Linked DNA regions of Homo sapiens: all the other regions are linked to region 2. A link is an interaction called in ENCODE POLR2A ChIA-PET data of the cell type or tissue named here. Cell type or tissue: PC-9. All regions are shown on one strand. Each heading gives the region's core, and the rest is flanking DNA. Links, peaks and the distances in the headings are about the cores only. Region 1 overlaps MRTFA (myocardin related transcription factor A). Region 2 overlaps CACNA1I (calcium voltage-gated channel subunit alpha1 I). Region 3 overlaps ENTHD1 (ENTH domain containing 1).

Evidence for each region. ChIA-PET counts read pairs that join two places held together with the same protein. Peaks named below come from ENCODE experiments on the same cell type or tissue, not always from the same donor. Only the 100,000 strongest peaks of a DNase experiment are listed, where the experiment ranks them.
Region 1: POLR2A ChIA-PET joins it to region 2 with 7 read pairs; 1 of 35 experiments calls an interaction of 5 or more read pairs at or near these places.
Region 3: POLR2A ChIA-PET joins it to region 2 with 5 read pairs; 2 of 35 experiments call an interaction of 5 or more read pairs at or near these places.

What each region holds. Positions count from the first base shown.
Region 1 is chr22:40,504,395-40,511,062 of GRCh38, reverse strand. All of the region lies in intron 3 of MRTFA (myocardin related transcription factor A), which reads left to right. Among named protein-coding and RNA genes, the nearest start is that of MRTFA-AS1, 14 kb to the left of the region's middle. RefSeq lists an enhancer at 1-478. In PC-9, for the core only: no CTCF peak of the experiment used is centred there; a DNase peak (open chromatin) is centred at 2,932; H3K4me3 peaks cover 392 bases; H3K27ac peaks cover 2,500 bases.
Region 2 is chr22:39,631,161-39,637,828 of GRCh38, reverse strand. CACNA1I (calcium voltage-gated channel subunit alpha1 I) reads right to left here. Exons shown (of 37, transcript NM_021096.4): 5 at 3,105-3,264. Among named protein-coding and RNA genes, the nearest start is that of CACNA1I, 64 kb to the right of the region's middle. RefSeq lists an enhancer at 2,244-2,963. In PC-9, for the core only: no CTCF peak of the experiment used is centred there; a DNase peak (open chromatin) is centred at 2,948; H3K4me3 peaks cover 1,255 bases; H3K27ac peaks cover 2,191 bases.
Region 3 is chr22:39,745,652-39,752,319 of GRCh38, reverse strand. The region is part of intron 6 of ENTHD1 (ENTH domain containing 1); the gene reads left to right. It also overlaps the pseudogene MTFR2P2. Among named protein-coding and RNA genes, the nearest start is that of ENTHD1, 140 kb to the left of the region's middle. In PC-9, for the core only: no CTCF peak of the experiment used is centred there; no DNase peak of the experiment used is centred there; H3K27me3 peaks cover 365 bases.

The DNA of each region.
Region 1 (6,668 bases), core at 1,800-4,299, 870 kb before region 2:
TCATTTTCTTTCTCCTGCTCAGAATTCTTCCATTTCTTGTGGGGTAAAACTTAAGCTATTTTATTTGTCTGGTCTCTGACTATGTGGTTATCTCATATCACTTCCAAACTCACAGTCCCCAGCAGTACTGACCAGCTTTTGGTTCCCAGAACACTTCGTGCTTTTTTTAAAAAAAGCACATATATTCCTTTGCATATAACCGTTAGTCTTTCTGCTTGCCAGCCTTCTGGCCTCACTTCAAGGGCTGTCTCTTCTGAGATGTGTGCTGTCTTTGATTCCCCCAGAAACTTCGGTGCCCCTTCTGCTGTGCTCTCCTTATGTTTACTGCATACCACCAAAGACTGATTGTTTGCTGCATTTTCATTCCTAGCAGGTCTCATTGTTAGAAGTATGGCCCCTTTAAAGCAGGGGTGGTATCCAATTTCTGTATTGCCAGTTCCTAACACATAGCAGGTACATAATAATTTTTATTTAATGATTCAGTGAAAGCACTTTGAGAAGTAAAGCACTGTACACATGATATTTTCATCACTGGCATTTTCTTGTAAGCATTTAGGACCTTTTGAACTCTAAAATTCTGTTTTGTATTAATCTGTTTCTGGAGAACATTTCGGGTTTTATTTCAATCAATTATTTATCTGCAGGTGGCCAGAGGTTCAAGAACCCTACCAGCCCCTCACATGAGCTTGCCTTCTTTGTGATCAGCCTTATATATTCCTTCACCGAGAAGTTGCTTAAATGTACTTTCCTTTAGTTTTCCCGGCCTCTCACCTAATGTACATTTTAATCCTGAATCATGATTTGCTTAATGTGTGACACCATTCCTTACCCCCAGCCACTAATTCAATCACTTTACTTTAGTTGTCCTAGTTATTGTAAATTATACAGTGGCTGGGACCTTACACTGTATTGGTACTCCAGAGACTATCTAGAGAATCTGGAGACATATCTGTCAATTTGACTGGATTGCTGGTTCTGCAATTCTTTTTCTCTCATCCCACAGCTCTCATTTGGGTTCTGTACTCCCACTGGGGGCCTTGGCAGAGCAAACAGTATTAACTTCACTTTTTTTTTTTTTTTAAAGTACTTGGCTGCTGTTTCTTGATTTACTGCAGTGGGAAGAATACGTTTTGATTTTTTTTTTTTTTCTTGTTCCTCCCTCTGAGGGAGCCTGCGTCATTGAGAAATGTTTAACCTCATGGCCTTGCACTGGGGCTGGAAATTTGCCTAAGGGAACTTGAAGTTGGCAGTATTTTTTCTCAAATTCCTCCTTATGAGGAGGGGGATTTCAGCAAGACCTGCCCAAACAGGAAGATGTTGGGAAATTTTTAGTAGCAAAGCTGTTGCCATTAGATTACTGAAAGTATTTGAAGAGTTTTCTGGAGATAAACTTAGGTATTTTGAATTTCCACTAGGAGAAAGCAGTAGCTTCTATCAGGTATAAACAAAAATTCAGGCCGAGAAACTTAGCTTTTCAGTTGTGTGGTATGTTGTTATCAGAAAACTTTGACCAGCTGGATGAGAAAGAGAAGCTCACCAGAAAGTTTAGAAACTCTCACTTAGGGAAAATAGCCTTAGGCTGAGGCAAACCTCTTTCGGCTATGGGGAGAATTTGGCTTTTTATCAATCCTGGATTATCCTAAGAGTAGGTCATAACAGGGATATTTTTGACAAATCTTTCTTTCAAATACTTAATGATATTGGCATTATATTCTGTGTACAAAATACTTAGTTGACACAAACAAGATATTTGCCCAGTAAGAGTTAGAATGGATGATCTTTTGTGCCCAAAAGTGATTTCCCTAATAGGGGAAGGTGTGAACCAGGAAATATTTAGAATGTGACCACCTCTGCTTATTTTAATCTTTGTATCACAGATGAGGAAAAGTTGTATAGTTGTTTGCCAGTATGAAATGATAAGCTGAGCAGGCACTGGACCCTGGCAAAGGAAGAATTGTATAGTTAAACAATTTGTGGCAGCTTTGTGACTTCCTCGAAAATTGGAAATAATTACTCAGTACTAAATACAAATACAAGCATTCCTGCCCACTCTAAAAGATACTGTCTACCATCTTTTCTTTCTGTGCAATGTATTTTCTGCTGTTAGCATGGATGTTTGAGGGTTGAGCTGTTGATACCAGCACCTTGTTAAAAGCTACCGTGAACACAAAGCATATGATAATCTTAGAAACCAAGTTCTTTTTTTTTTTTTTTTGGTAGAGGCAGAGTCTCGCTATGTTGCCCAGGCTGGTCCTGAGCTCAAGTGATTCTCCTGTTTTGGCCTCCAAAATTGTTGGGATTACAGGTGTGAGCCACCATGCCCAGCCAGAAGCCAGACTCTTACTTTGCAAAAAAAAAAGTACCCTCAAACCACAGTTACAATGGAAAGAACATATTACTAACATTCTTCCACCTTAAAGAAACTTCCAATTGAGAGACAACCTCAACTGTGAGGCCAAAGATTTCAGTATGAACAGAATACATTATATCCATAGAAAGTGGTAATGAGTCTAAATGAATCCTTTTTTTTTTTTTTTTTTTTTTTTTTTGAGAGACGGAGTCTGTCTCTGTTGCCCAGGCCGGAGTGCACTGGCATGATCTCAGCTCACTGCAACCTCTGCTTCCCGAGTTCAAACAATTCTCCTGCCTCAGCCTCCTGAGTAGCTGAAATTACAGGCATGCACCACCACGCCCAGCTAGTTTTTTTGTACTTTTAATAGACGTGGGGTTTCACCATGTCGGTCAGGCTGGTCTTGAACTCCTGACCTCAAATGATCTGCCCGCCTCGGCCTCCCAAAGTGCTGGAATTACAGGCATGAGCCACTGTGCCCAGCACGTAAATAAATCTTATTGGGAATAGACAAACACATTTTTTCACATCCTATCAGCATCTGTGATTTATTTGAATTTTTGTTGTTTACTTAATCAAATTGGGGACGAATCTAATTGTCTTCAATTGCTGCTAGGAGAAACTTATGTTTCCCTAGAAGCCACTGTGCTAATCTTAGTAACAGCACCTGTGCCCAGGTACTGTTCTACGTACTTTATATATAAATCAACTCCTTTTTTTTTTTTTTTTTTTTTTTTTTTGAGGTGGAGTCTTGCTCTCTCTTGCTCTGTTTCCCAGGCTGGAGTGCAGTGGCTTGATCTCGGCTCACTGCAACCTCTGCCTCCCGGGTTCAAGCAATTCTCATTCCTCAGCCTTCCTGGTAGCTGGGACTACAGGTGTGTGTCACCATGCCTGGATAATTTTTGTATTTTTAGTAGAGACGGGGTTTCGCCATGTTGGTCAGGCTGGTCTCTAATTCCTGACCTCGTGATCCACCCACCTTGGCCTAAGGTGCTGGGATTACAAGCGTGAGCAACTGCATCTGGCCTAAATCAACTTCTTTAGTCCTTGAAATAACCCAGTGGTTCTTAATCTAGGACAATTTTTTTTTTTCTTTCAGAGAGGGCCTTGCTCTGTCACACAGGTGGGAGTGCAGTGGCACCGTCATAGCTCACTGCAGCCTTGACAGGCTCAAGTGATCCCCCCACCTCAGCCTCTCTAATAGCTAGGACTGCAGGCACCCTTCTAATTTTTTGTATTCTTTTTAGAGACAGGATTTTGCCATGTTACCCAGGCTGGTCTCGAACTCCTGGGCTTAAGTGAGCCCTGGCGCCCAGCTGGGAAGTTTGTTTGTTTCTTTTTTTTTTCTTTTTGACATAGGGTCTCACTCTGTCACCCAGGCTGGAGTGCAGTGGTGCAATCACTGCTCACTGCAGCCTCGAACTCTCAGGCTCAAGTAATTATCCTGCCTCAGCCTCTGAAGTAGCTGGGACTGCAGATGCATGCCACCACGCCTGGCTAATTTTTTGTATTTTTTGTAGAGATGGGGTTTTGCCTTGTTGCCCAGGTTGGTCTCAAATTCCTGCACTGAAGTGATCCACTTGCCTGGTCTCCCAAATTGCTGGTTTTACACGTTTGAACCACCATGCCTGGCCAAAGGAGAAGTTTCTAAGATTGTAGTATGCTTCTCTTGGGGCATAGCAGCTTTTAACAAGGTGCCATTGGAGACCGTAATGTATCCTAGTCAGAATTCACCAACCATAATAAGCAGAATCAGCATTTCTTATATGTGGTCATTGAAGAATTAAAATAATGGTGTATTCAGCAATATTTCATTGACATATTTTATAGAGCACTTTTTGTGTGTCACATGTGCTTGCTGGTAGCTAGTACACTCGGTTAGCTGTTTGCTAATAGTATTATGCTACTATATTTTTAAACTCTCCTTAAACAGTGAAAATGGTGATAAATGGGGGTCATTAGTTTTAGAGACATGGTATATAGAAAAACAGTAGTTGATAAATGCAGCAGTCAGAATGAGCTAGTTGAATAAAGTCATGATTCATCACCCCCCCATTTAGAGAATTATTATTTGCCTAAGATTCTTAACAAGTAGGTTGGAATAAGTCCCTGAACATCCAACCTCGTTGGGCACTGAAGAAGCCACATCTCCTTCAAATGCCAGTGAGACGTAGATTGTAAGATATTGGGGATAAATACCACAGTTTCTTAATAGTAAAGAGCTGGGTGTTCAGTTCCCATTAATATGTAAATATTGCATAAAACTGAGTTATGCTGGGAAGTATAAGTGTGCATCTGTGCACAATCTTATTTTCTAGACTACTTGGCAAATTACCTTACTGCAGAGATCATTTTTGTGGGGAAGTTCACTACAGTGGGAAGCAGATCACATTCAAGAAGGGATTATATTTTATATACTATATTTTATCAAAGAATTGGTGTCATAATGCACTTTATTTATTTTTTTTTGAGATAAGAGTCTCGCTCTGTCGCCCAGGCTGGAGTGGCTGGAGTGCAGTGGCACAATCTCGGCTCACTGCAAGCTCCGCCTCCCGGGTTCACACCATTCTCCTGCCTCAGCCTCCCAAGTAGCTGGGACTATAGGCGCCCGCTACCATGCCCGGCTGATTTTTTTGTATTTTTAGTAGAGACAGGGTTTCACCGTGTTAGCCAGGATGGTCTCGATCTTCTGACCTGTTGATCCACCTGCCTTGGCCTCCCAAAGTGCCTGGATTACAGGTGTGAGCCACCGCGCCTGGCCAATGCACTTTAATAATATAATCTATGTTATATCTACTTTTTCTTTATAATTGTCTTAGTTCATTTTGTGCTGCTGCAACAGAATACCTGACACTGGGTAATTTATTAAGAACAGAAATTTATCTCTCATAGTTCTAGAGGCTGAGAAGTCCTAAGATCAAGGAACCAGCAGGTTTGGTTGTCTTGTGAGGGCTGCATCCTCTGCAGGGGAAGAAGAACGCTGTGTCCTCATATGGCATAAGGCAGAAGGGCAAGCCACCCGAAAGCTGTGTGAAGCCTCTTTAATAAGGGCTTTAATCCCATTCATGAGGGAGGTTCCCTCATAGCCTAATCATCTTTTAAAGGCCTCACCTCCTAATACTATCACGTTGACAACTCCTGAATTTTGGAGGGGACATATTCAAACCATGGCATTACTTATTGAACAGTAAGATTAGCTACCATGTATTGACTACTTCTCTTGTATCGGGCACTTTAAGTAGTTATGTCATTTAACTCCAATAGCAATTCTTTAAGATAAGTAAAATTTTACTTTGCAAGAAACTGGAACCTAGCTGATAAATGCTGAAGTTAGAGTTTAAACCCTTGACCTCAAAACACCTGACTATTAAGCCATGTAGTCTCTTGATTAGATACAGTATGAGAGAGGATGGATAAGACTCATAGATAATTTTTTAACTTCATTTTGACATAAATGTCGATCCCTACAGTCTAGATGTTATCGTTAGCAGGGGCTAATTTTGAGTTTGAGGTCTTTCCATTTCCCTTTGCCTGAAAGTTGGCAATGATGATAAATTACTAAGAATTCAGTAATTTGTGAGCATCTGTTGAAAGACAGTGGACTAGATGCTGTGAGTATCTGATAATGTTTATTGAGTATCCATTGCATAGAGCTCTGTTTTATTTTGTGGCCAAAAAAAGTAAACAACATGGCTAATCCTTTTCCTCAAAGAGCTTAGCATTCGGTTGGGGATAGATATAGTCATTATGCTACAAAATAAGAGGAAACTTTATCCTGAAGGTACAGCAAGTAGAGGATCAGCTTTTTGAGAAGGTTTCTTAGAATAGGTAAGTTTTAAGCCATGTTTGTAAGATGATGGACATGAAGGGGTGGCGGGACTGAGTTTCCTCAAAGATACTATATCCAGAGAATTCATTCCAATTTGGAATGTTTCATAATTTAAAAAAGAGTGGCATGGCCTTTGTCACACATCTTGAGGTTCATTCTAAGTTGAGGATTCTGATCAAATCCTCTTCAGGTTTCTCACTTACATAAGTAACTGCTTTCCTCTTTCTTTCCTTGTCATTTAGATTGCTTACATTTGTGTGGGTGAAGTTTTAAGATCTAGTTTCAGAAAATAATTTTCAGTTCCTTGTTTTCATAAAAATATTAGAATTAGAAGTAATGTTAAATTGTTTTTCACCACTCATCTGGTTTTATTAATCAGAAAAGGTACTGTTTCCTAACAGAAAGGCTGATGTGATGTACTGACTTGTTTGGAACCAGCCATGGCCTAATTTCTGATTAGATATAGCATTTATCTTGAGATTATCTGAT
Region 2 (6,668 bases), core at 1,420-3,919:
TTTTCACAACCTTTAGAAAAGATTTCTTAAACAGGACACAAAAAACAATGCTAAAAAAATGATTGATAAACTGGACTTCATTACAACTAAGAGATTCATTCATCAAAAGACACCGTTAAGAGAGCAAAATGTAATTCCTTCTTTTTCATGTCTGTGAGTATTCCGCTGAGTGAGTACACTGCCACTTATTTATTCATTCTGCCAATGGTTTGGGGTTGTTTCTGGTTTTTTGGCTCTTATGACTCATAAATATTCTTGTACACATCTTTGGGTATATATAAGCCATCCCTTTTTTGGGTAAATACACAGGAGTGCTGCCAAGTGACAGAGGCAGGATTTGACCCTGAACGCCAGGCTGGGGCTCCGATTTCTAACCCACACGCCACACCGCAGCAGTGGGGTTGCCTCGATCAAGAGTACCCTCCCCACCTACTCCCTGTCCCCCCATCTGCCTGGAGACATTTTTCTTGAATCTTTTAGGTTCAGCTCAAGTTCACATCCTCTGAGAAGCAAGAAGTCCCACTGGTCCTCTGTGAAGCGAGAAGCCCCATTGGTCCCCACCCTGGCTGGTCTTGTACCCGCTCTGGGCTTCCAGGCCCCACTCTGCCAAGCCCAGAGCATCCTGAGGCCTAATTTTCAACACATGCAGTTCCCCAGTGAGACAGTACAGAGGGCAGTGGCCAAGATAAAGGGTCTCTGCATCCCCAGGGCCCAGCATAGGCCCTGGCCCCTGGAAGGGGTCGGTGAGTGTTTGTGGAATGACAGTGTCCTGACACCCACACAGCCAGGGAGAGGCTGGATGCTTGCTGGAAGCCTTGCTGTTGGCCCTGGGTGAGTCCCTTCCCATCTAGGCCTCAGTCCCCATCTGCATAGTGACAGGTTGGGCTGAGGCTTTCAGTGGCCCCATCTCCCACCTGTGCGTGTTACGCCCCAGGAAGGGCCCTTCTCCGCCCTGACGACGGAGCTCTGTCCATCTCACAGGGCCCACTGTGCCAGGAGCTAGAGGCTTCCAGGCAACAGCCCGGCTGGGGAGAGCCCGAAAAGAGGACTTTGAGGAATTCCCCTGCCCAACTGCCTGGTTCCCCAAGATCCTAGCTAGGATCTTCTCAAATTCCAGCTTTCTGATCACCCAGAAGAGATCTTGCTGCCTCTTTGTGAACCCTGGTTACCAACTTCTCTGCTCCCTGCCCTAAACAAGCCTTGTGAGTTAAGGTCTAAGCCTCCCTTATTTCTACAGGAGTCACAGGCCTGGGATGACCCTGGCCTTGCTCTCCACCAGACGTGCGTGAACTTTACTCATCTCCTTTTTCACGCAACACCGACCATCCCCCAGCCCAATAGGGCATGTGAGTTAATAACACCCACCCTAAGAGAATGAAGCCAGGAGCTCAGAGGGAGGCGTGGCAATCACCCAGCATCTTCCCTTAGGGCGTTCTTTCTCCAGGGACATTTCCTTGTATTTATTATTCCCTTCCTGGGGCGGGGATGGGGGTGGACCAGATAAGGTTCCTCTTTAACACAGCCCAAGCACATCCTCAGCATCCTCCCTCCAACTCTCCTTTTGCAGCCGAGACAGGGCTGGGGCCATCTCATGGGGCCTGGGGAAGACCACAGAGGAGGAGACATCAGGGAACGGGACGCAGAGTCTCCAACACGCCAGGCCTAGGAAGAACTGGTTCTCGCTCCCAGCCTGCCTCTGGGTGGTAAATGCACTCACACATCCACTTACTCACTTATTCCTTCAACAATTAGTTGGGAGCACCTGTGCCAAGCCCTGCTCTAGGCCTGGGAGGAGTTAAGCCCCAGGTGCCCCTGCTGTGGTAGAGAACTCACATTTCAGGGGCCTCCAGAGACCTCGGATGAACCGACAGGAGATGATTTCAGAGAGATGAGTCAAGAAGAAAACCCAGCAGGGCTGTGTGATGGCGAGCTTGGGGCTGGGGTGGTGAGGGAGGGCGAGGGAAGGCCTCTAGGAGGAGGTGTCAGGTGGGCTGAGCCCACATAATAAGAAGGGGCTGGCCACAGAAGGATCCAGGGAAAGAGCCCTGTGGGACAGAGGGGCGGAGCTCACACTACCCTGACTTCGAAGCAGCTGCCTCTCCCCAGCCCCACTGCCCCAGGCCCTGCCTCAGGACCTGCCTCTTCTGGGGATGGGCACAAGTGTAGACCCCCTTCCTGAATCCCCACTTGGGGCCTTTACCCACCAAGGTGCCCCTGCTGTGGTCTACCCAGGTACCCTACTGTTCCCCCACAGCGATGGGTGGATGGGCCAGTTCCTACCCAACTTTCACCCTCCAGCTCTGCTACCCTCTCCCCAACCAGGCCGGGAGGGAGAAACTAGCCCTCACCTGTACAGTGTCCCCACGTCCCCACGCTTCCTACAGTCACCTCGGTCCATGATTAACAGACTGAGAGGCACTCACTAGAGGTGTTTGGGATCGGCTCCCAGCCCTGCGCTTCTCAAGGGCAGGGGGCAGGGACCCCCCCCCTTCTGCCGCATCCTGAGCCCCGAGCACAGGCTCAACAAAGGGAAGTGAGAACATGGATGAAGATGCTCTCCTATTTCTGACTCCCTGGGGCCTGGCACTTAGTCGGTGCACGCCATGCATATCTGAAATGAATGCATATTCACATCCAAACACATACACGCAGGTACATGTGTGTGCACACTTATCCCCCACCACTACGGAAGCACGGGTTCTATAGGTGTCCAATTTTTCAGACAACTAAGCCCAGCTCCTCCAAGATCCAGAGCTTGATTTGTGTGTCAATAATCCTCTCTCGGAGGAATGTCTCGCCCCCTGCTTTCATACACAAGCGGCCAAATGGGAGCTCACCCTTCCTGGATGACTCAGCCACCAAGGGGAATGAATGTGCTGTGGGCGGAGAGCCAAGTTCTGTGCCTGCTCTTCAGGTTTTCTGTCTTCTTTTTCCTCCTGGGCATCACTTCTGCTTGTGTCTTAACTTCCCTTTCCCCTCCTACCTGACCTCTCTTTTTTTGCTGCTTCTACCCCATTGGTCCTGATTCCCAATGACCCAGAAGGTTAAAACTGTGTCTTAGTAAGAGTCCCCGGAGCTGCATGGGTGGCAGGGGATGAACTCACATGGTGAAGTTCTCCTCCAGGAAGCAGCGGTTACGCAGCAGGCCCGCCCAGAGCTGCACACCTATGATGCCAAAGATGAAGAAGACAAAGAAGCAGAGCAGCAGGACATTCCCCAGCATGGGCAGTGTGTCCAGGAGCAGGTTCACCAGGATCCGCATACCTGGGAGGGGAAAAGGTGGAGGGATGGTCAGACAGGGAGCAGAGGTCCCAGAGACGAAAGAGTGAGAGCAAGGTTAGAGAAACAGGGAGGGGGAGGGGGATGCATTATCAGGGGCTCCTTGCTGTTCCCATCCTGTTCAGTGGCTGCCAGATACACCCTCTCCTTTTTATCTGCCCCTCCACCGAAAAAGCCATGGAAATGGCTCTGGGCCCTGCTCCACTTACACTAGATTGTGAATGAACAAGCAAGCATTTATGCAGCACCTTTTATGTACCAAGTGTTCTTCTGCGTACTTGCACAAATGTGATCTTCAGTCTTCACAACAACTCTGTGAGGTTGGTACTCTTATTTCTATTTTATAGAGAAGGCAACTGGAGACTCAAAGAACTGAAACTGCTTGCCGTAGGTCACACAGCTCAGAAGCAGCAGGGTCTAGATTTAAACCAGGTGTCTTGACACAAAGTCTAGCTGTCTTTTCACAACCCCCTTGTCCCAGAGGCCTTGGGACTGAGGCTGGTTCACCTTAGTATGCCCAGCACCTGCAGAGTGGTTGTAGTACGTGCCCAATGAATGTGTCCTGAATACCCTTTGTCTCTGAGACAGTCACTGTTCCCCTTGACCATGTCAGGACACAGCAGTACCAGCCAGAACTACCACTCCCACTGCATGATGGAACCAGGCAGAGCCCCCAGAGCCAACTTCAGAAGAGCCAAGCGCCTGCTAACGGGCTCTACAGAGAAGGCCCACACAGGAGTCCATGGCCCCAAAGAAGGTGAAGAGCTGGTGGGGCACCTTTGAGTACACACCCTCCCCCTAAGATCCTGTAGAGTCCATACTGCCCACCTCTCTAGTTTCATACCTCTCTCAATTTGCAGTCTACTGCCTTGCAGTGCCAAATTATTTGAAGTTCCCTAAACATACTGTGAGATTTCACACCTCCATGCTTTTATCCCTGCTGTTCCCTCTTCCTAGAACACCCTTGCTCCTCTCTTCTGCCTGGCAAATCCCTATTCAGCCACCGCAGCCCTGTGAAAGCTCTTTCTGTGAAGGCTTCCAGACTCTTACATCATCCCAGGTAGAGTTCATCCTTCTCTCTTCTGCTCTGGGCAATCTCAGCACCTCTGACCTAGCCTAGGCTGCCACGTACAGTTGTGCAGGTTGTATACTGCACAACCTAGGAGGTTCCATCCATATCAATATCTCGTCTTATTCTAGCCCTAATGTATAGTTGTCTGTTTACTTTCCTATCTCTTCCACTAGGCTATAAGGTTCTGGGGGCAGGGCCCTTGTCTAAGTCACCTCAGTATTCCCAGAACCCAGCAGGTCCTGGCCCAGAAGACAGGCTCACCTAACATTTGTTCAATGACTACTCATGAATGAATGATGTGATAAGTCATGGGGAGGGAGTGGAAGATTGGAGAGAGGAAGATGGAAGGATGGTGACAAGTAGAACAGTGGCCCTGTCCAGATGGTTGTGTATGCTAGGGGTGAGCCTGAGGTGCTTATTAATGAGGATAATTATTTGGAATTTGCGTCACAAACTCTGTGTGCAGTGATTTCCAATCAATAATTAAGGCCCACCCCATCTTCCCTCTCCACAAAACTAGGTCAGCCTCCTCTCAGGAAAGACAGTGGAGCTTGCCTGCAGGCTGCTTCACCCCACCGAGAGCAGGCCAGGGTGAGGCTCAGCTCCCCACCACCCTACACCCCCAAGCAGGGAAGCGAGGCGTGTACAGCAGAGGGAAGGGAGAAATAGAATGGGTGCCCTCATAATCCATCCAAATGGATTCCCTGACTCAAGTAGGCCAACTGCAGGCCTTTCTGGTGCCCCATCGTTCATTCATTCATTCATTCATTCACTCACTCATTCATTCATGAAACACATAGTAAATGCCAGCTGCATGCCAGGCATGGCGTTGGGCACATGGGGAATCCAAAGACAAACAAGACCCATTTTTTACCCCCCCAACCCTCCCCCCACACACACACAGAGCTCACAGCCTGGCAGCAAGGGGACAGGGGACCAAGTGTTGAGCCAAAGGACTGTGTCTGGGGAGTGGGGCCGCTCCGGGCACATTTGCTGAGCTGGACTCCAGGATGCGAAGCCTTGGCCAGCAGAGGGACTGGCATGGGCAAAGGCACTATTCCTGAAGGCGGTTGCAGGGGGCTCTGAGGAGTGTGGGGCTCTGTGCTGGGTGGCTGGGCAAGGAGGTCTGCTGGCATATTTCTAAGCAAGCAGAACCCTCGATCAGCTCTGAGCTTCAAAAAAGAATGGGCGAGCCCCGAGGCCAGGACAGGGGCAGGAGGCAAGCACAGAGGGCCGGTAGCAGCTGGAGAAGAGGCTGGATGAGAAGGGCCTGGAGAAGGCAGCTCCACACGGTCCCAGCCTGGCTGCTTCATTCCCGCTCCTGCTTCTCCCTCGGGCCGGCCTTTGTCGCTCAATTAATTACATCTCCCTTGTTCTCTGGGATATTGAAATTCCAAAAGGCTCCTGCAAACCTATCCGGCTGGCTTCCCTGAATGGCAGCCCCGTCCCTCCTCCCCGACCCGCCTCACTCTGCCCAGCTGGGCCCCAGCGCACTTCACAGCCCTCCCTGGGGCCCAGGGAGTCCCAGGGCCACAGAGCCCTGGCATAATTAGCTAATTAAGGACTTAGAACTACTTTATCCCTTCCTTGCCAGGGAAGAGGGGCCACAGGATTAGGGATTCAGGGAGGACCCCAAGAGACTATGGCTAATCTTCCTTTCATGCCCACAGTCAAGTAATTAGCCAAGACAGGTTGGCCAGTTACACTCTGCCCTCAGTGCCTCTGGAGACTGGCACAGGAGGTGGAGGCAAGGAGAGAAGAGAGAAAAGCAGACAGAGGAGAAAGTGAAACCAGGAGTGACAGAAAGAGAGACAGAAGACAGAGAGAAAGAGCGGAGAGGCTGCCTGCAAGTCACCATCTGCCTCAAACCATCCTTTCTACTTCATCTCCCACCACACCTTCCCCCGGCCAAACCCTCCTCCTCCAGGCAGTCCTCCCTGATTCTCACCCCCAGTTAGTCACGAAGCCCTCCTGCCTCTCATTGCCCCAAGGCGCTCAGTCACTGTCAGGATGGGCTTACCTGGTTCTGTGTTCTTAGTGCACCTTTTCAGGCCTTCTGCCTGGAGCAAGAGCCAGATGGGCCATGATGGGGACAGGCTACAGGCAGCCCCATGAGTGTGATTGAGGGCCCTGGCTCCCCAGCTAAAAAGGGGAAGAGGACCCTGGAGTCCTCAGGACACCTGATGCAGCCCCCAGCCCGGTGAGCGCCCAGAGCACAGACCCAGGACATGAGATCTGGTCCCAGTCCCAGTAGGGTGGCCTTGAGGCAAAGCTTGCCTTCTCTGGGCCCCAGTGGCCTCATCTACAGAGGGGACAG
Region 3 (6,668 bases), core at 4,064-6,563, 110 kb before region 2:
TATGTGGCCTTTTGTGTCTGACTTATTTCACTTAGCCTAGTATTTTCAAGATTCATCCATGTTGTAACATATATCAGTACTTCATTGCTTTTTATGGCTAATTCCATTGTAACAAGATATATATAGATACAGATAGATAGAAAAATAGAATATAGTATATAGTATACCAAAAAGTATATAGTATATAGTATACCAAAAAGTATATCTATTTCTCTCTCTCTTCTATAGAGATCTGTCTATCTTCTATAGAGAGAGAGAGAGAGAGAAATAAAGCTTTCTCTCTTCTATAGAGATAGAGAAATAGATATGCTTTTGGCTATTACAAATAATTCTGCCACAAACATTTGTGTAAAATGTTAAATTTTTCTTTTTTAAGGCTCATGTATTATACACTCTACAAAAGAACAGAGTATAAATGTAGTAAAGGACAAAGGAAACAAAAATGACAGACATACACATTTACATAGCAAGTATGGACAAAACTTGTCAAGATTCTTTAAATACTTCTACTTTTAACATTTAACAGTCAAAATCAGTTTCTACAAATAATTTATTGTCTCAGCAAGAAGTTTTAGAAGACTCAACCTATGTGATTCAAACTATGACTGTCTTAATGAAAAAAATTTAATTTTATCCTCTTTGAAAATCTCCAAATTGCTGGAAGCCAAGTAAACCAGATCAATACCAATTTTTAAAAGATTCAAAGGCTTTTAAGCCTATGACTTCTCAGGAAGTCATAATTGCTTAGAAAAATTATTCAAAGTATGTGTTCAGCTTTTAATTATATTAACATGCAAGAAAAAAACATCTGTACATCTAATTATCATCAGTAGCCAGTTGATTGCTGGATCTTCCAAAACCAGAGACAAGTCTTCTTAAGAATCAAGGCTTTTCAGACCTCTCCACTAATACATTGCAGTATGCAGACTTTGTTTAACTTCGTTTAACAGAAGAGAAGATCCTTTGAAGTGTAGTGGAAGACAGGCTGACATATTTCTGTGGTCTCTCCTTCTAAGTGTAGACACAGCTTTTGTTGCTGATACCTTGGTCAACAGCCTTTGTGCTTATCAGTTCTTCCTTAGTTCACTGTCCTTCTGACTGAGAAATGTGATGTCCAAATGTTGAAGTTTCTGGACAAGAAAATGGAGAAGGCTCCTAAGATCTATTTTCTTTCTCAAATGAATCATCTTTTTGAAATGCAAATTTCTGCTTAAGTGCATGAGACGTTAAAGACATCGGATCCCAATATGAATTTTTTATTTTCCTCTTATGAATGGATCTGCCACCAGGTGACTGTTCAATTGCACAGAGCTTCACTTTATTTATGTCCTCTAGAACATCCAACATGTTTAGAACATCTTTATTTCTGTGGCTTTTTGGATGATGACTATACTAGCACCTGGGTGCTGTTTGTTCATTTCAGTAGCTGGATTATCTGAGTCACAAATATTATTAGATCCTAGTTGTATGGGAAGAAAACATGGAAGCTAGAGAGAAGAAAACTGAGGAGGAAGTGGTAGTGGAGGAGGAGAAGAAAGCATTGAACTTGGAAACTGATTTTTATTATGTTAAGGCTTATTATACACTCTACAAAGGAACAGAGTATAAATGTAGTAAAGAACAAATATATATGTGTGACTCCCCACTCAGCTGAACAGCCCGTGATGATGGCATTTGTCCCAAACTAATGGGCCCATCATTCAAGCCAAAGGAACTAGAATTTGTACTGTTTTTCAGTTCCTGCATTTCCAAAATTGCAGGAATCTGAGAGTGAAGAAAAGTTAGCTCATCTTCAAGGGCACCTATTTTTTTTTTAATTGCAGCTTCATTTACAAGCAGATCATTTTTCACTGGTTTGTTGTGTTTTAGAGCAGATGACACTGGATCCCAAACTAGTTGCAAAGGATGGACACATTGCATTTTCTCTTCATTTTTCCATATACTATTTTGAAATCTGAGAAAACTGGCTTCCTCGACATTTGCCACACACAAAATATCAGCAAAAGACAAAACAACAGATTCAGAATTATCAGAGTCTACAGAGTTCAAGAACTGGATCAACTCAAAATTGTGCCTTCAACAAGGTTCTAACAGAAGCATTTTCTCATTAATATGAACAGTATTCCTAGTTGATCCATAGTCTTTATTTTCCCAAATCAGCAAAACCTGATCTATAGGAACACCAGAATATTCACTATGAGAGACACTGATGAAGCAAATACAGAAGCCAATTCAAGGAAGCATTGTCAGTTTCCTGGTACCTTTCTCTAAAAGCTGGCCTTCCGGCAACTACCAGAATGGCAAATGGAGGACATTATGAATCCTGTCTCGGAATCCTCCATTGAAGAGGCACTGATCCTGGTCCAGGAGTACGCAGACATCAACCTGGTGTCTGCTCGCACACCTTAGCTTGCAGGCCACAGGCAGTAACGATGACCTCACTGAGGGGTGTGAGATCAACCCAGTGCCCAGCCCTGGAACCCTTCGCTCAGCCAGGGTAACTCCCTAGGCGGCATGGTTGCCTCCTCCTGTTCCCAGCTAACCTATCACCGGTCCCGAGGACAGGACCCCTCAGTGTTACATTTTAAACCATGGGACAAAATCAGAATATTTTAATTTGTATATAGTTAACTTGACAGACATTGTATATCAGCTAGGAAAACTGAAAGAGGTGAATTGGAGAATGACAAAAACTTCTCTGTTTTACAGTGAACTATTTAAAGTGTTTAGTTGACCAAAGACCTTCTGCCTACAGAAAGATTTATATCTCTAGCTCATAAGAGTTTTTAATTATTTCTAGAAATTTCTCAGTTTATTTTTGCAGCACAGTTCTAAATGCTTTTAAAATGGAAAGTTTTAATATCACGATTAACTGGTCCAATATTATTTATGAGTATAATAAGTTAAAGTTAACACATCAGCATTTGGAATAATTTCATCAGGGCTATCTTCAAGCAAGCCCAACATTAATTGGTGTGCAAATATCACACAATGAGATTTTAAAATACAGCGATTTATTGTAGCTTATTTCGGTTCTGCTGAGTAGACTGTGTGAATGTTAACAAGAGACCCAAATAACTTCTGTAGTGAGCCTGGGCAGGAGAACTAAATGGGCAGTGAGGATGCACCCTGGAGAGCAGCTTGAAGTATGTGTACAGCTGTGGAGTGTTTGGAAACAAAAGTAAATTGGTATGCGGCAATTATAGATGAAGTGGCTTTTTATAAGCAAAAGCATCATGTAGCCTATGACTCAAAGCTGCAAAACTGTAAACAATGATAAGCGATTTCGTCAGCAGTTGTAGTCATAAGGCAAAAGAAAGGTGGCTAAATAGTAGAAAGCAGTGGGTCCCAGACTTTAGCATACCTCAGAAACACCTGGCAGCTTGTTACAACTTAGTTTTCTGGGCCCAACCCCCAAGTTTCTGATTTAGTAGATCTGGGACCCAAGAAATTCATTACTGACAAATTCCCAGGTGATGCTACTGCAGTCACATTTTGAGAACCACTGGCATCAATTTAAATACCAGGTTTTTTAGTCACAGCATATATATGTGACTAACCTAACTGCGTATCTTTAAATATATATGATAACATGGGGGCCAGGCTCAGTGGCTCACACCTGTAATCCCAGCACTTTGGGAGGCCTAGGCAGGCAGATCACGAGGTCAGGAGATTGAGACCATCCTGGTTAACACAGTGAAACCCCGTCTCTACTAAAAACACAAAAAAAAAATAGCCGGGCGTGGTGACGGGCACCTGCAATTCCAGCTACTCGTCAGGTGGAGGCAGAAGAATGGTGTGAACCTGGAGGCAGAGCTTGCAGTGAGCCAAGATCGCGCCACTGCACTCCAGCCTGGGCAACAGAGCGAGACTCCGTCTCAAAAAAAAAAAAGAAAAGAAAATGATATTAATATTTGACTCAAATATTATTTCCGTCTTGGCCTACTTAAAATGTTTCTTATTAAGTTATTCTTTCTGACTAGAAGGAACCCAAATTCTATTTCTAGAGTCTTTTCTTAGTACTTTAACAGATATGTTTTGAGTCCTAGAATCTTTTTTTTTTTTTTTTTGGAGACAGGGTCTCACCCTTTTGCCCAGGTTGGAGCGCCCTGGCATGACCACGGCTCACTGCAGCCTCAAACTCCCAGGCTCAGGTGGTCCTCCCACTTTAGTCTCCCAAGTAGGTGGGACCACAGGTACACACCACCATGCCCAACTAATTTTTGTACTTCTTGTAGAGAAGGGGTTTCGCCATGTTGCTCAGGCTGTTCTCAAATTCCTGGGCCCAAGCTATCCTCCCACCTCGACCTCCCAAAGGGCTGGGATTACAGGTGTGAGCCACCATGCCCAGCCGGGTCCTAGAATCTCATCAAGAATAGATAAGTTCTGTAAAGTGATGCACCGATCTTGCCTCAAATATCCCTACCAAATGGTTATTCAGGCTGTGCATGAGCTCTGAGCATCACTCACCATTATTATTTTCGTGTGTGAAGAACCATGACAATGAGAAAGTTTTTTTTTTAATGAAGTGGGCTAAAATCTGTTTTCTGTAAGTTCTACCTGTTGATCCCAGTTCTAGCTCCTGCAAACTAAGAGTAATGGAAGGTATTATTATTAAGGTTTTCTGATTGTCTTCAAATAATTAGATATAGCCTCTCATCCTTCTACCATCTCTTTTCGGGTAAAGATTAGCATATCCATCAACCATTTATTATAGATAAGATGTCAAGTCCCCTCACTGTCCTGGTTACCTGCCTTCTAAATTTTATACTCAAAATTTAACATAATTCTATAATACAGTAAAAATAATTCTAATGTAATAGAATTGTGTAGAAGTATAGAATTGTGATTAAGATCATATTCTATGACATCAGAGAAACTTGAATTTGAATCCCATCTTTCCCCTTTTCTAGCCTTGTGGTCTTGGGAAAGATTTTTAGCCTCTTTCAGATTCCCTTGCCTCATATTTGAAACGGGGTTATAAAACCTACTCCATCTGGTGCTAAACAAAGAGAATTTAAAAACAACTATTTGAGGGGGCACAGTGGCTCACAGAGGTAATCCCAGCTTCGGGAGGCTGAGGAGTGAGGATCACTTGAGGCCAGGAGTTTGAGACCAGCCTTGCCAATGTAGCAAGAGCCCTTCTCTACAAAAAATTCAAGAAAAGAGCCAGGCATTGGTGGCCCACACCTGTAGTCTCAGCTACTAGGAAGGCTGAGGCGGGAGGATCGCTTGAGCCCAGGTTGAGGCTGCAGTGAGTCATGACTGCACCACTGCACTCCAGTCTGGGTGACAGAGCAAGGTCCTGTTTCTAAAAAAAAGAAAAAACAAAACAAAACAGGCATTTGAAAAGTGGTTAAGTCCTTAGACAGGTGAACAATTAACCATGAATACCCACCTACCTCTGCAACCCATGGCAGAGTCTGAAGATTTGTTTTCTGGAGAGGGCAGATGAAAGGTCTCTGAAATGAGGGATGCTAGGTAGAGTTACAAGTGTGGGCACTGTCACCAAAACCACAGGATTATGTGATGATATGTAAACCACATGCTGAATGCTGCAGCCCCCTCCCCCTGCTGGCCTCCCAGCACCCTGGTAGCTAGACCTTTACCCTCTAGGTAGGAGATAGGATAACTTTTCTCCTAGAACCTAACTGGCCTAGAGGAAAGAACTAAAGATACTGATATTAGTGGTTCCCCAACAAATGACTATTCACTGAAGCTCAAAGTTGACAAGTGCCATACACACACTCAACGTTCCTTTCAACTTTTAATCCTCCACACTTAAACATAAGCGGGCAGCAAGGGGTACCAACATCTGAAAAAAGAAAACTTCTAATATAAAACATTGAAACAAAAACAAAGAAAAATAATTTTGAGGAAACATACACTATGAAGGGAAAGGAAAAGTTTTTCAAAGAAGCTTATTATCCTCAAAGAAATAAGAGAATACAGTATGTGAAACAAGAACAAGACATTACAAAAAGAATTTCTGAAAACCAAAAAAAAGAGCTCTTGGAAATTTAAAAATATAATAGCAGAAATATAAGCAATCAATGAGAGGATTGGAAGCTAAAGTTGATAAAATCTACATTGAAGTAAAGCAGAAAGATGGAGGCGGGGAAAATGGGAAAGAAAAGTAAGAAAATTAGAAGACTAGTCCAAGAGATCTAACATCTGACAAGAGGAGGTTTTGAAAGAGACAACAGAGAAAACACAGAGGAGAAAATAAGTGATTAAATCATTTAGAATAATTTTCTGGGGCTGAAGGAAATAGGTCACATGATTGAGTTGACCTCAGTGAGTGAAAATAGTCTCACTTCAGGGTACATCACTGAGAAGTTTCCAAACCCTCTGAAACAAAGAGGAAATTCTGTAATGCTTCAGAGATAAAACAGGTTACATGCAATGAATAAGAATTCGAATGGCTCCAACCCCTGCACAGCAATACTAGAAACAAGAAGACAGTGAAATGTGGCCTTCAAAATTCTGAAAGAAGGATTTCTGACCTAGAATTCTTTAACCAAACGATCATTAAGCCTAAAAGCAGAGTACAGACATTTTCAGACATGCAGGTTCTCAAAACTTTTACTTCTCATGGCTATCGTCATTAACATGCCCACTACCATCTTTCCACCTTTTTAATCCAAAGATAGTCTGTCTCGATTAGC